3 separate regions of the Homo sapiens genome follow, and all the other regions are linked to region 1. The links are chromatin contacts, found by Hi-C or POLR2A ChIA-PET in ENCODE. All regions are on one chromosome and are shown on one strand. The core of a region is the stretch at or near the end of the contact, and the rest is flanking DNA. Distances in the headings are between cores, read along the strand shown.

What was found. Hi-C counts contacts between places; a loop is a spot of excess contacts on that map. ChIA-PET counts read pairs that join two places held with the same protein, here RNA polymerase II (POLR2A). Pooled maps may share reads with other maps.
Region 2: a pooled map shows a loop between it and region 1 (5-fold over the local background). The contact joins two enhancer-like sites. A Hi-C loop is called at or near these places in 2 of 37 single-sample maps with no recorded cell type and 8 of 50 pooled maps. POLR2A ChIA-PET finds 5 or more read pairs at or near these places in 4 of 52 experiments (BJ, GM12878, OCI-LY7 and 1 more).
Region 3: a pooled map shows a loop between it and region 1 (5-fold over the local background). The contact joins two enhancer-like sites. A Hi-C loop is called at or near these places in 1 of 168 maps with a recorded cell type or tissue (HCT116), 3 of 37 single-sample maps with no recorded cell type and 8 of 50 pooled maps. POLR2A ChIA-PET finds 5 or more read pairs at or near these places in 6 of 52 experiments (AG04449, OCI-LY7, Panc1 and 3 more).

What each region holds. Positions count from the first base shown.
Region 1 is chr1:8,395,132-8,399,781 of GRCh38, forward strand. The region is part of intron 12 of RERE (arginine-glutamic acid dipeptide repeats); the gene reads right to left. Among named protein-coding and RNA genes, the nearest start is that of RERE-AS1, 27 kb to the right of the region's middle. RefSeq lists an enhancer at 598-797. Within about 2 kb of position 2,045, at least 21 of the 41 ENCODE cell types and tissues checked have a DNase peak (open chromatin) inside an H3K27ac peak, as active enhancers do; they include OCI-LY7, where a contact is called at or near this core.
Region 2 is chr1:8,646,956-8,651,605 of GRCh38, forward strand. All of the region lies in intron 2 of RERE (arginine-glutamic acid dipeptide repeats), which reads right to left. Among named protein-coding and RNA genes, the nearest start is that of SNORD128, 150 kb to the left of the region's middle. Within about 2 kb of position 2,241, at least 2 of the 41 ENCODE cell types and tissues checked have a DNase peak (open chromatin) inside an H3K27ac peak, as active enhancers do.
Region 3 is chr1:8,538,312-8,542,961 of GRCh38, forward strand. RERE (arginine-glutamic acid dipeptide repeats) reads right to left here. Exons shown (of 23, transcript NM_001042681.2): 7 at 2,903-3,007. Among named protein-coding and RNA genes, the nearest start is that of SNORD128, 46 kb to the left of the region's middle. Within about 2 kb of position 2,085, at least 6 of the 41 ENCODE cell types and tissues checked have a DNase peak (open chromatin) inside an H3K27ac peak, as active enhancers do; they include OCI-LY7, where a contact is called at or near this core.

The sequences.
Region 1 (4,650 bases), core at 795-3,294:
CACAGAATAAATCAAGTACAAAGAAACTAAAAATAATAATACCAAAGAATGAGCAATTTCCGGGTCGGGTGCAGTGGCTCATGCTTGTAATCTGAGCACTTTGGGAAGCCGAGGCGGGTGGATCACAAGGTCAGGAGTTCAAGACCGGCCTCGCCAATATGGTGAAACCCCATCTCTACTAAAAATATAAAAAATTAGCCGGGCGTGGTGGCACACGCCTGTAGTCCCAGCTACTCGGGAGGCTGAGGCAGGAGAATAGCTTGAACCCGGGAGGCAGAGGTTGCAGTGAGCTGAGATCACGCCACTACACTCCAGCCTGAGCAACAGAGTGAGGCTCTGTCTCAAAAAAAAAAAAAAAAGAATGAACAATTTCCTCTTTGGTCTTGTCTGCATAAAAAAGGAACCTCTCCTGCTCAGCTATGCAGGCACCTGGAGACATTTGAAGCTGGAGGTAGGAAAAAAAAAAGGTGAAGGTGAGCTTGACCTAGAAGGGCAACTGTGAACAAGGTGCTTTGAGGAAGCAATGTCAAACCTGTGTGGACCTTTTTGTAAACAGGTTAATTTCCTAAATTCTTTTGTGGGAATATAAGACATCCGTGTTTCTAAAACGGGAGAGGAGAGGAAACAAAAACCAAAACCAAAACCACCACCATGCACTGAAGGCCTGCAGTGGGGGCACAGGAGGAAGTATGAGAGGTTCCATGCCTGAGTTGTGATGTTTGCAGAGAATTAGCCAGTGAGAGTGCCCAAGGAACACGGGAGCACAAATCTGAGAAGGAACACTCGAACGAGGACCAATTCTATTATTATTATTCTGCTCTGTAAGGCATAGGTGACACCACCCCTCTCTCTGTGCTTAAAGGACAGCCATTCCATTAACTACCCACCTTGAATGGATTCCAGAGAAAGACTTTGTTCCCCAAGAAATATTAGCAAAAGCCTTCAAGCCAGGGCTAAGAGCCTTAGTGACAAGTGAGAAGGCACAGAACAACTGAGCAGAGATCATCTCTTGAAAACCTATGCTAATTATCCTGTTTCTACCATCAGGAAAGTGGGAGGGGGGAAGGGCTGCTGTGCTATCACTTGGGGTCCATTCTGGGGTCAAATTTGAATCCCAGCTTCTAGAGCTGAATTCAATGTGGAGTTTGTTGTCCATGCCAAAATTCAAAGGCTGATCAAGTTGAAGAACGTGACATGGACATAATGTGAAGTACATGAAAACTCACATACAAAGTACCTGCCCTCCTGGAACCAGTCCCCAGTTATCACAGAGCCGAGAGGAAACCAGTCCCCTATTATCAAATCCTCTTACTCTTGACTAGAGTGATGGAATTTGGGAAGAATGCAGCAGACTTCTAAAGACTGCTCAGCTACAAGCAGGATCTTCATCTCCTTTTCAGCTGTGGATAACAACGGAAGCAGTCAGCCGTCTAATAAATCAAGTTTAATTTTAACAGCATGAAGTATTGCCCGCTTTGTAATTATACTTCCAAAGGTAAAACCCAACTCGAATTAACTTAAAAAAATTGTTATTGAGGTAAAATTCACATAACATAAAATTAATCATTTTAAAGTTTACAATTCAGAGGCAGTTAATACATCTACAATGCGTGCAGCCCTCAGATCTAATTCCAAAACGCTTTCATCATCCCCCAAAGGAGACCCCTCCCCCTCATTAAGCAGTCAAAGTGAACTTTTTCCACAATGGCATTCTTTGTGATATATCATGCTTTCTCCACAGTATCAGTTTATTCACTTTCAACAGCATCTTTGCATTTTAAAGGTAAGGGAAAACTCAAAGGACCATGAGAACTAACACTCACAAATGTGCTTTCCAGTCTACCACGTGACTGTATACACATCTGGTGAGACAGTTATCTCAGGCAAAATGTACTGTGTGTCTTCCCTGGGAGGAGAAACAGGAGCTGATTCTAATGGAATGTTTACTATGTGACAGATACTGAGTCAGAAACAGCACAGCAGCTAAGACTGGGTGCTCTGCAACCACACTGCCCAAGTTCCAGTTCCAATTCAGTGTGAACTCTGTGTTCTTTGGGCAAGTCATCATAATCTCTCTGCCTCCTTTCTCTTCACACGTATTGTGATGGCAACACCACCACTTGCCTCATGGAGATGCTATGAAGGTTAAGTAAGTTCAAGTGCTTAGAACAGTGCCTAGTGCATAATAAGAGCTCAATCACTGCTGCCTTATTCGACTTTCACTACGACTCTGAGGGAGGTTCTATTTGTGCCCCCATTTCATTACTGAGGAACTTAAATTTTACAGCATCTAAGAGACTTACCCCAAACCCCCAGAGAATAAGTGGGATAGCTGGGATTTGAACTCAATTCTGAGTTCTGTTGGCTTAGCAACCATTCTGTAAAATGTACCAAGGAACAAAACCTTTCTGATCCCAGTTACCAAACTCATGTTGAGCAAAATCACACTCACACAGGAAAAAAAAAAAAAAACACATGAAACTGTCACCAAAATGGCAATAACCCAACTGTGCTACAGTTTTATTTCCTGCTGGCTTCTCAGTTCTCTAAGCCTTGAGGATCCACGCGCCTTAGACCATTATTACCTCCTCCCCCATATGCAGTAAGTTCCTGACTCTTCTGATCTTTCCTGTTCTTACTGGGCACCATCCCCCAAGACCTTCTGCTATTTGTACTTTCTGATTTCAGGCTCTTTATTCTCTGATACACACTGTTGCCAGAATAATCTTCAAAAAGATTGACTGCAACTTTCAACTTTAATTCAATCATACAAATATTTCTTGAGCATCTAGGTGCAAGGCACCATGATGAAGATAATGTGAGTAAGACAGTCCTTGCCTTCAGGAGCTCAATCCAAAAAGGGAGGTGTAAGATAGAATTTCATAAGACAATGCAGAGCCAGAGAAAGGCCCTAAGAGAGGCATGATGTTCTACAGGGGTATTCAAAGGACAGAGTTATATCCTCCTCAGATTAGAGAAAGATTAATGAAGGAAATTAAGTTTAAAAATGTAGAGCATTTCCACATGGAGTAACAGAAGGGCAGGCATTCTGGGCAGAACACTGCAGGAAGAAATGGCAGACAGGAAGCCTGAGTGTTTGGCAAGGGCCAGAGGTGCAGAAAGAAAAGCAGTAGGGAAGGGGCTTGGAGAAGCTGATTTGGACCACAGTATAAAAGGTCTTGACTCTCAGGCAAGGGGGTTAGTACTGAGTGTGGCTGATGAAATCTCCATAGCTTTGCTCTCCTGTGTGCTTTGCTCAGGGTTGGTTCTCACCATCTCCCCATCACTCAAGGCCTAGTTCAAGTCTCAGCTTCTTCCTGACGTGTGTCTTGACCGCCCCAGTGTAAAATAAGATCCTCTTCTATTAACAACGACCATCTCTACAATTTATTTGGCAATTAATCACGTAGTGCTTCTAACATCTGTTATCAGTCTTAAATGATTTTTCCTTTTTCTTATTATTTATCATGCGTATTTATGTTTTGACTCCCCAGTGAAGTATTCACTGAACTCTAGTGTGGGGGAGGAGTCTTCCCCAACTCTGGAAGATCACCAGAAAATACGCAGCCTAAAAACAGATTTTGTCAGGTGACTCTGATGACCAGTTGGGTATGCAATCCACTACACCCATGGAATCTGGCACAGGGCCTTGCTATACATCGAAAAATTTGCTATTTTTACAGGTATCTGTGATTTTCACTTCATATCTCAACAACAAACAGGTGCATCAATGTGCGCGGCCACTAGGAGTACATGAGAGTACCTGCTTTTCAACAACCTCACTTCTACTTAGAACTGATAAACTTTTTTGTAAATATAACGGGTGTGAAGTAATATGTGTATTTTAATTTGCATTTCCCTGTTAGTGAGGCTGCAAAACTTTGCAGACTTTTCAGATTTTCTCAGCTAAAACTACCTGTTCTCATCTTTCACCCATTTTTCTATTGAACTGCTTGTGTCTATTATAGATTTCTACAAGTTCTTCATGCATTCTAGATACTAATCCAGTTATGTTATAAATATCTTCTCTCAGTCTGTCACTTTTTTCTCACTTTATGGTTTCCTATAAAACACAGACTTTTTAAGTCTTAATATAGATAAATATATTATCATTTACTTTTTGAGTTGTACTTTTTGTACTATTTCTTATAAACCCTTCCCTACTCAGGGAACATTAAAATGTTCTATTTTCTTACAGTTTTAAAGTCTTGTTTTTCCTGGCTTTAACTTATCTGAAAGTTACAATCTTATTTTATTTTGTTCCCATATGCCAGCTAAGCCCATTGGTCCCAAACCATTTACTGAATAATTGGTTAGTTCCCCACGGATATCACATAGTTCTGCCCCCATTACACTGACGTCTCTATTTTGCATCAATACCACCAGGTCTTAATTACTCTAACTTTACAAGTCTTATCTCATTTGTATAAAGCCTATCTTCCTTGTTTCTTACTCAATTTTCTTGCTATTCTTGGACCTTTATTCTACCACACAAATCAGTCTGCTGGTTCCACAAAAAAATCCTGTTAAAGTTTTGATTGAAATGATATAGCAATGAGAGAGTAAGGGGATCTTTATAATGCAGAGTACTTTTTCCATTAACATCGGCGCATCATCTCTCCATTTATCTACGTCTTTTTTTTAGGTCTT
Region 2 (4,650 bases), core at 991-3,490, 250 kb after region 1:
ACAAAAAATACAATTAGCCAGGCATGGTAATGCATGCCTATAGTCCCTGCTACTCAGGAGATTGAGGCTGCAGTGAGCAATGATCATGCCATAGCACACCATCCTGGGCGACCCTGTCTCAAAAAGAAATGAAAAAGAGGTAACACGACCCTGCCAACACCTTGCTGTTGGATGTGTGGCCTCCAGAACTGTAAGACAACATACCTCTGTTGTTTAAGCCACTCCATTTGTTATACAGCCACAGCATCCCTAACATACTAACACACAGCCACATTGTGTTTCCTCCCAAATAAGATTAACGTTGATTAAATAACATTAAAGATGATTGTGCAGATAGGCAACTAGGTCACAGAGGGTCTACAGTGCCAGGTTCTGGGAACAAACCTGCTGGTGAACAGGGAATACACTGAAAAGCTTTAAGCAGATTAATAATAGGTCTAATAAGTGCAACTGAATTTGTCACATGTCGGAAAAAAAACATTAAGCTCTGCCTAAAGATGCCTTTATGCTATGTTACACAAAAATATTCTTGCCATTATCAATAAAACTACCCCACCACAAAATATGAATGTTTCAAGAAGACACCTTCATTTGCATGTCACATCTATTAATACCTAAAATTCTTCTAAATATTGAGATGTAGATAAAAAGTTACAGATCAAATGAGCTTCTATTTAAAATATGTATGTGTGTGTGTGTGTGTGTGTGTGTGTGTGTGTGTGTCCCCTGGAACACCAAATACCACATCTTGGTTTTGTTTTATTTTGGGAAGGAAATGTTTGTCTGAGTAATTAATTGCCTTACAGAAGCTTTCGATGATTCAGAGAACTAAGGATGTGACACCACTTGCAGCCTCCACAGACCTCAGTGAAGACGCAGTAGCTAAATGTTAGGACCATTTGTTAAAATATCGGGGACTCCCTCCCCACTTTAAACAGTAACTTGATTGAATGGAAATTTTCCATTTAGAAAATAGTTGCATGTTATCTTTACTTTTTCTTTTAAGGCAAACTTTTACTGAAGTGTAATACATATACAGAGAAGTGCAAAATGCAGTAAATTTTCACAGAACAAGTCCATGTAACCAGTACCATAAAACGTAACATGGCCAGAACCTGGGGGTCCCCTTAATGTTCTGTTCCCTGTACCCATAGGGCAATCTCTCTCCTGACTTCAAACACCAAAGATTAGTTGTGGCTGTTTTAAAATTTTCTATAAAAGGAATTATACAGTATTATGCTCTTCTGTGTCCACTCAACATCATGTTTCATGTTGAAATCATTTACCTGTTTTTGCGATGGGGTCTCACTCTGTAACCCAGGCTGCAGTGCAGTGGTGCAATCACTGCTCACTGCAGCCTCAACCTTCCATGCTTAAGGGATCCTCCCACCTCAGCCTCCCAAGTAGCTGGGACTACAGGAGCACACCACCAAGCCCGGCTAACTTTTGTATTTTGAGTAGAGACAAGGTTTCGCCATGTTGCCCAAGCTGGTCTTGAACTCCTGGGCTCAATCTACCTACCTACCTCCACCTCCCAAAGTTCTGGAATTACAGACGTGAGCCACTGCACCTGACCTATAGTCATTTACTTTAAATAGGTTTTAGAAATAACGTATATTCCATTTTTATTCAAACTAGATCCTCAGGTTTCATTTTGCCTAGTTTGAATTTTTTCCAGCTTAAATTCCATTTGCATCAAAAGAAAATAACACTTAAGTGATCAAAGTAAACAATTCTAGTTTCCAGGGCATTTTTCCTCAAAATTGTCAAATAAAATGGTCAAATATTTTGCATCACCTAAGATTTCACAAACCACAAACTTATATACATAAATACATGTTTTGCACTATGTTCATGAAAGTAGAAGGAACACATATTCTAGGACTATAGGGTAAATAGGACAATCAAACAAAATTATCAGTTAATATGACAAAATGTTAAAAAATTAATACATACTTTTGAAAAAAAAAATACATTTCATTATCCAAATAGCAAGCAATACCAATATGCCAAAATAAAAAAAAAAATCTCACAATAATATGAAGTTAGTTTTTTAACCAGTTCTACCTACACCAGAAATAAAGGAATCAAATTTCCTAGAACCTAACTGAAAACAGTAGAAAGAAATTAATATGCCACCTACAGCAAACTCCAGAAATCAATATCCTATGCTAAAGAAGCCCAGAAGGAAAATCTGGCTGCACACAGCTGTGTAATAAATCAATTTGTTACCGTGACAGTCATCTCAAAACAGGAGTAATGGCTGACAGACAACAAAGAAGTTAGATCTGACTCAAGGACAATATACAATAGAGCCCCACAAGGTTTTTGTTTTGGTTTTATTTTTAAACAAGTCTGTTAAATCATTCATTGGGAAGTAATACAAAACAGACTTCCAGAAGTCTTATTCTAATTTTAACATCATCAATGAGTCAATAATTTTTTTTAATGTTTCTAGAAATTTCTTTATTCAACAAATATTATGGAATACAGGCTGGGCGCGGTGGCTCTCACCTGTAATCCCAGCAGTTTGGGAGGCCGAGGTGGGCAGATCACTTGAGGTCAGGAGTTCGAGACCAGCCTGGCCAACATGGTGAAACCCTGACTCTACTAAAAACACAAAAATTAGCCGGGCGTGGTGTCACACGCCTGTAATCCCAGCTACTCTCGAAGATGAGGCAGGAGAATCACTTGAACCCAGGAGGCGGAGGTTGCAGTGAGCTGAGATTGCACCACTGCACTCCAGCCTGCATGACAGGGCAAGACTCCGTCTCAAAAAAAAAAAAAAAAATGTATATATATTATGGAATACACACTATGTGTACACTATTGTCAGTAGATGGCAGGAATTCAATGATGAGTGGGGGAAAATAAGAATTGCTGTTTTTTTGGAGAAGGGAGACTTATTAATCCTAATAAAATTATTACTGTTCTAAGTGCTAGAAGAAAAGATACAAAAAAGGCTATAACAGTATTTATTAAGGAAATGTATTTGACTAACCTGGGAGAAAGGCAGTGACACTGGGGTGGCAGAGCTTAAGAAAAGATAAGAATTAAGTGTGTTACCGAGACGAGAAGAGCAAGTGCAAAGGCCCCGAGGCAGGCGGGAACATGGGCAGTGTAAGTAACAAAATCTATTATGCTGAGCTCCTAAGGACAAAATTAAGGTAATCCCAGAGTTTAGCAGCAAAGGTGAAAAAGACCTGGTTGTGACAACGCATGAGATTAAACCGTAGTGATAAATTCTAAATAATATTTAATTTCTCCATAAGATCACATGCTTCTAAACACTAAACAATTTAAATATAGCTTGGGACAGAAAAGTATGATTATATGAAAGCCTACCTTTATCCTCAAAGTATCCCTGCTATGCTCATTCTCAGTGACATTTCGAGAGGTCCCTATAATTTATACTTATTCTGAGTAGTAAAACCAATTCAGAGATGTAGAAAGCAATAAATATTTGAAAAATCTTAATTTGTGCTTTATATCCCATAGAAATAAATGAGTATTAAAGATCTATTCACTTGGAAGCGGTGGTTCACGTCTGTAATCCCAGCACTTTGGGAGGCCAAGGTGGGTGGATCACCTGAGGTCAGGAGTTCGAGACCAGCCTAGCCAATGTGGTAAAACCCTGTCTCTACAAAAAATACAAAAATTAGGCCAGGAGCAGTGGCTCACGCCTGTAATCCCAGCACTTTAGGAGGCCGGGGCGGGCAGATCACAAAGTCAGGAGATCGAGACCATCCTAGCCAACATGGTGAAACCCCGTCTCTACTAAAAACACAAAAATTAGCTGGGCATGGTGGCACGCGCCTGTAATCCCAGCTACTTATGAGGCTGAGGCAGGAGAATCGCTTGAACCCAGGAGGCGGAGGTTGCAGTGAGCCGAGATCGCACCACTGCCCTCCAGCCTGGCGACAGAGTGAGACTCCATCTCAAAAAAAAATAAAAATTAAATTAAATTAAATAAATAAATAAATAAAAATAAATTAGCTGGGTGTAGTGCCACGTGCCTGTAATCCCAGCTACTCAGGAGGCTGAGGCAGGAGAATTGCTTGAACCCAGGAGGCAGAGGTTGCAGTGAGTTGAGATCTCACAACTGCATCAAGCCTGGGCAACAGGCTGAGACTACGTCTCAAAAAAAAAAATCTACCATTTAAAAACTAGTAATTTGGCCAGATGCAGTGGCTCATACCTATAACCCCAAGACTTTGGGAGATGGAGGCAGGAGGATCACTTGAGGCCAGGAGTTCAAGACCAGCCTGAATAACATAGCAAGACCCCATCTCTACAAAAAAATTGTTAATAGGCCAGGTGTAAGCACACCTGTAGTCCTAGCTACTCAAGAGGCTGAGGCAGGAGAAGCAATTGAGCCCAGGAGTTCGAGGATGTGGTTAACTATGATCACGCCACTACCCTCCAGTCTGAGCGACAGAGTGAGACTCTCTGTTTTTTTTTAAGCTAGTAATCCATTGAAGATATCCTTTACAACATTCTCCACAGATCCTAAGCTTTTAAGATACAACTAAGCACACAGGATCTCTGCAAGTGGGTGAGGATAATGGTTTTTCATCACTAACAAAGGATGTTATTGTAGTAGTTTATATCAAGAAAGTAAAAGACCAGGTGCAGTGGCTTAGGCCTATA
Region 3 (4,650 bases), core at 835-3,334, 140 kb after region 1:
GGGGGAAAACTATATAGGAAACCAGCTTATCATACAGCCTCCTCCCTCACAAACGTGAAACAAAGACAGAAACAGAGGTAAATTCTGCAAGGGTATGCACCCTGGGAATTCTAAGAACTGGGCTGTGCACAGCCAGTTTTTCTACACTCTGTTAAATTAGATGCATTTTTGGATCATTTGAGCAGCTGTGGGAACTATAGCCCTAACCCCAAACTTCAGAGATATAAGGAAATGTTCGGGATAACACCAGCAAGCCAAGGCAGTAGGCTGCATTAGCTCCACTGCTGCAAATGTCTACAACGGCCTTTACACTTCAACTGTGAGAAGTTTGAGATTTGCCTCAAAGTTTACTTATAAATGGGCACTTAAGTATTTGTTCAGTTCAAGTCATCCAACACTACTCAAGCACTTAAAACACACAAAGCAGAAGGTGGACATAGGGAACACAAGTGTAGAAGAAAATCAGTGGTGACTAGAAAGGTCACTAAGGGAAGTGATTCAGGATGCAGATCCTGTAAGTGTGCTGCTATCATCATGTCTCTGTGTTCCTTATTGCATCCATATTTTAAAACAAACCCGATGGGATGTATTGCCCTGAAAGACTGTCAGCAGCACACAATGAAAAATAAGAAAAGAACTTGAGTGAGTGCCTGGTTTACAAAGGTAAGTTACATATTACTTTTAATAAGCATTCAGCAAAACATGTATAACTAACATTTGTAAAAAATAATTTTGGTTAGTTGTTACAAACCTGAGAGTTGAAGAGTTAAAAGACAAAAGCTACTTTAGTTAATTAATATAACTTGTGCAACAGGAAAACTATCAAGTGATTAAATAAGCACAATATCACTAAAATAACATCCAATTCCTTTGTATCTAGAGAGAAATCCAAGTTCAAGCATTTTACAATTTACCTGGGCAACAGGAAGACATGAGAAGGTAGCCAATAAATGCATATGTAAAATAAACATTTCAAAATATCAGATGCTTAAGAAATATTACCACTGACCAGCTTCTTTATCATTGGAACACGGCATACTTTTGAAAAAACAAACAAACAAACTCAACCATCATAGTTTTCTTTCTTTTCCTTTTTTTTTTCTTTTTTTCTCGAGATGGAGTCTTGCTCTGTTGCCCAGGCTGAAGTGCAGTGGGGCAATCTCGGCTTACTGCAACCTCCGCCTCCCGGGTTAAAGCAATTCTCCTGCCTCAGCCTCCAGAGAAGCTGGGATTAAAGGTGTGTGCCACCATGCCCAGCTAATTTTTGTATTTTTAGTAGAAATAGGGTTTCACCACGTTGGCCAGGCTGGTCTTAAACTCCTGACCTCACGATCCGCCCGCCTTGGCCTCCAAAGTGCTGGGATTACAGGCGTGACCCACCTACACCTGGCCAAGCATCACAGTTTTCTAAAGGAGAAAAGGTACTCTTTGATGAGCATTATATTACTATCCATACATCAAGCACTATCTAGAATCTAGCTTCTGATGCTGTCTAGAAAATAGCATCCAATATTGAGAGGAAGAGAGGGAGACAGACAGACAGATACACTAATGCGAGCCCCAAGAGAGCTGTGGGCAGCTTCATAAAACCACAACAAAAAACACGTTCCCTTCTACCCCTACGTTGACTACTCAACAACATTCTAAGTTTTACATACGGTTTCTGAAAGTCCTCTAGAAAAATGTTCTCAATAAAATGATACCCATTTTGCCTTTACACTTAATGTAGTTCTTTTGCTAACTTCTTTGAGCCAAGTATTATTTATTATTTATTTATTTATTTATTTTTTATTCTTTTAAAAGACAGGGTGTCCCTCTGTCGCCCAGGCTGGAGAGTGCAGTGGTGCCAACGCAGCTCACTACAGCCTTGACTTCCCAGGCTCAAGCAATCCTCCTGCCTCAGCTTCCTGAGTACCTGGGACCACAGGTGCAGCCCACCACGTCCAGTTAATTTTTATTTTATATTTTGTTGAGAGAAGAGGTCTCACCATTTTGCCTAGCTAGGCTGGTCTCAAACTCCTGGGCTCAAGCGCTCAAGCAATCCTCCCACTGTGGCCTCCTAAGGTTCTAGGATTACAGGCATGAGCCACTGCACCTGGCCGGGGATGTTTTATTTCCTTCTAAATCTTCACATGTATAAACATGTCTTGGGTGTCCAGAGCATATATTACTTGATCAGTGGCTAACATCCTGTTTTTAAAATCCTTAATAAAATATGCAGTCACATGATCAATACAGGGCAAGTATGAATATATACACTCATAAAAATTCTTCCACGTGCTACATTAAAGTAGCATCTATGACAGACATAAAAATTGTTAAATTACTCTGACCCTATTGCTTCTCATTTTAAAAAAATAGTAATTCAAACTGTTACATAGATCTTACCAAGATGTTTTGAGAACTTGATGTGTCTGACTCATACTAGTAGTCTTACTAAAGATATTTCAGTGTGTGTTCCTGGAGTTTTATTACCAAGAGTGAACAAAACAAATGAGTAACCAACAAACTTTCCAAAATTACTTAGTCTTTTTCAATATGGTATTATGGAAGGCTTGACAGAATGTGAATCAGGGAAATAATCTACCAATTCTTAATACTTAATTCAAAATACAGATAAACTAAAAGTATATCTTTATCCCACCTTCTTTCAACCCAAATTTTCTCATTTTTCTTTTTCTGAATAAAAGTAAAGAGCAAACAAAAAGCCACTTTAGATGTCAAAGACATTAATTACAACTCCTCCCAAAGAAGTTTACTGAAGGACTCTGGAGTCATTTTTTTTAAGTATGTTACTAGTGTATGTCCAGAAGCATAAACTACACACACACACACATACACACACACACAAATGAGAAAAGGAAAAGAGTTCTCAATGAATGGACACAAGTGACTCACTTACCTTGTCTCAGGGTTATATCCTAATATGTAGAAAAATGAATCCACTCGGGCTTTAAACTCTCTAGCAGCAAATATGTCAGAAAAATGGGAGATGTTACACTTCCCTCTGGGAAAAAGAGAAAAAAATAATTAGTAATACCCTCAACTGCTTTTGCTAACCAAAACTGGAGGGGGAAGGGTGGAGGAAGCACTGAACTAAGTCCATGTGCATGGAGAATCGGCTACAAACACCACACTTTATTTCACCTATTCAGCTGTTTCATGACTGCTTCACTGTACACCTGTGTAATCTGACTGCTTTTATATCACCATTTTACTAATAAAGTAAAATTAATTAAAACAACAAAGATAAACTGGAGACAGGACTATGAGAAAGAATATTAAACAAAGTAGAAATGGAGAAAAATTAAAACCATTGTGAATATAAGAAAAACTCAGTTTAAAGCCTTTCTAAATCATAAAAAAAAATGAGCCTTTCTTCCTACTATATTATGATAGGCAGAAAGTTTAACTGTTTAAAGCTAAAATGTGGAATATTTGACATGTCTTTGGAATACAGCTTCTGGCCAATAAACATTTTTCTTCTCCTGCAATGTGCAACAAATAAAGTTACTTGGAAATTAAAACCTAGAGAAATTTTAACTTTTTTGCATAAACATGGGCCCCAATATACAAGGAGTTTTCAAATTTTGGGGTAACTTTAAATGGCTATAAGGTTAGAAATCACTTTCCCATAGAAATACTAAAATAAAGTGGAGTAAAGTTTTCAGGTTCATTTACCACCTAAAGTTAAACCAACCTGTAGTTGAAAACCCTACAATACTTACTCCAAAACGGCTTAAGCAATGTTTCCATGCACCAAGTATCAACGTAAATGCCAGAAGCATTATATCACGTGGTGAGGCCTAACTTCCAAATCCAAACACACACACGCACACATACACTCACTCCAGGATTCCCAAAGAGGCAGGGGAGGCTTAAGAACTCTAACTCCCTCCTGGTCACTTTAATGCCAAGTGGAAGCCAAAGGCTACAGTGAGGTTAGATGGAAATGGAGGACCAAAAGTTCCCATTTCATATCAAAAGCCGTGCAGCATACTTCCAGGACGTGGCCTCCCACTGCTTGAGCAGGCTATCTGTTGTGATAAGAACTCCATGAGTATGCACGGTAACAACATACACACCAGCTAATGGCCACAGTGTTAGGAAGAGAAGCTGGCTGAGGGGTTATCAGCGTGGGTTCATTCATTCACTTCCTACCAAGAAATTAAAAAGCAAGGTTCTTCTTTACCTTAAGGGCTTAAGTACCTGTAACCAAAGCAGGGTCAGCCAGGCACAGTGACTTCACACCTGTAATCCCAGCACTTTGGGAGGCTACGACAGGAGGATTATTTGAGGCCAGGAATTCAAGAAAAACTTGGGCAACATTAGTTGAGACCCCATCTCACCACACCTGGTTAATTTTAAAATTTTTTGTAGATGGGAGTCTCACTAGGTTGCCCAGGCTGGTCTCAAACTCCTGGCTTCAAGTGATCCTCCTGCCCTGGCCTCCCAAAGCACTGGGATTATAGGTGTGAACCACTGCACCCAGCCCCCATCTCCATTTTTTAAATTAAATAACAATGCTGTTGATATAAAGTCCCTTTGGCAACTATAGATTAGAAAGTATCTATAGTTCTATAGAATAGAAGCTACAGAATAGAAAGTATTCCAGGGTTACTGAGCACTTCAAACAACACTGATAAAACT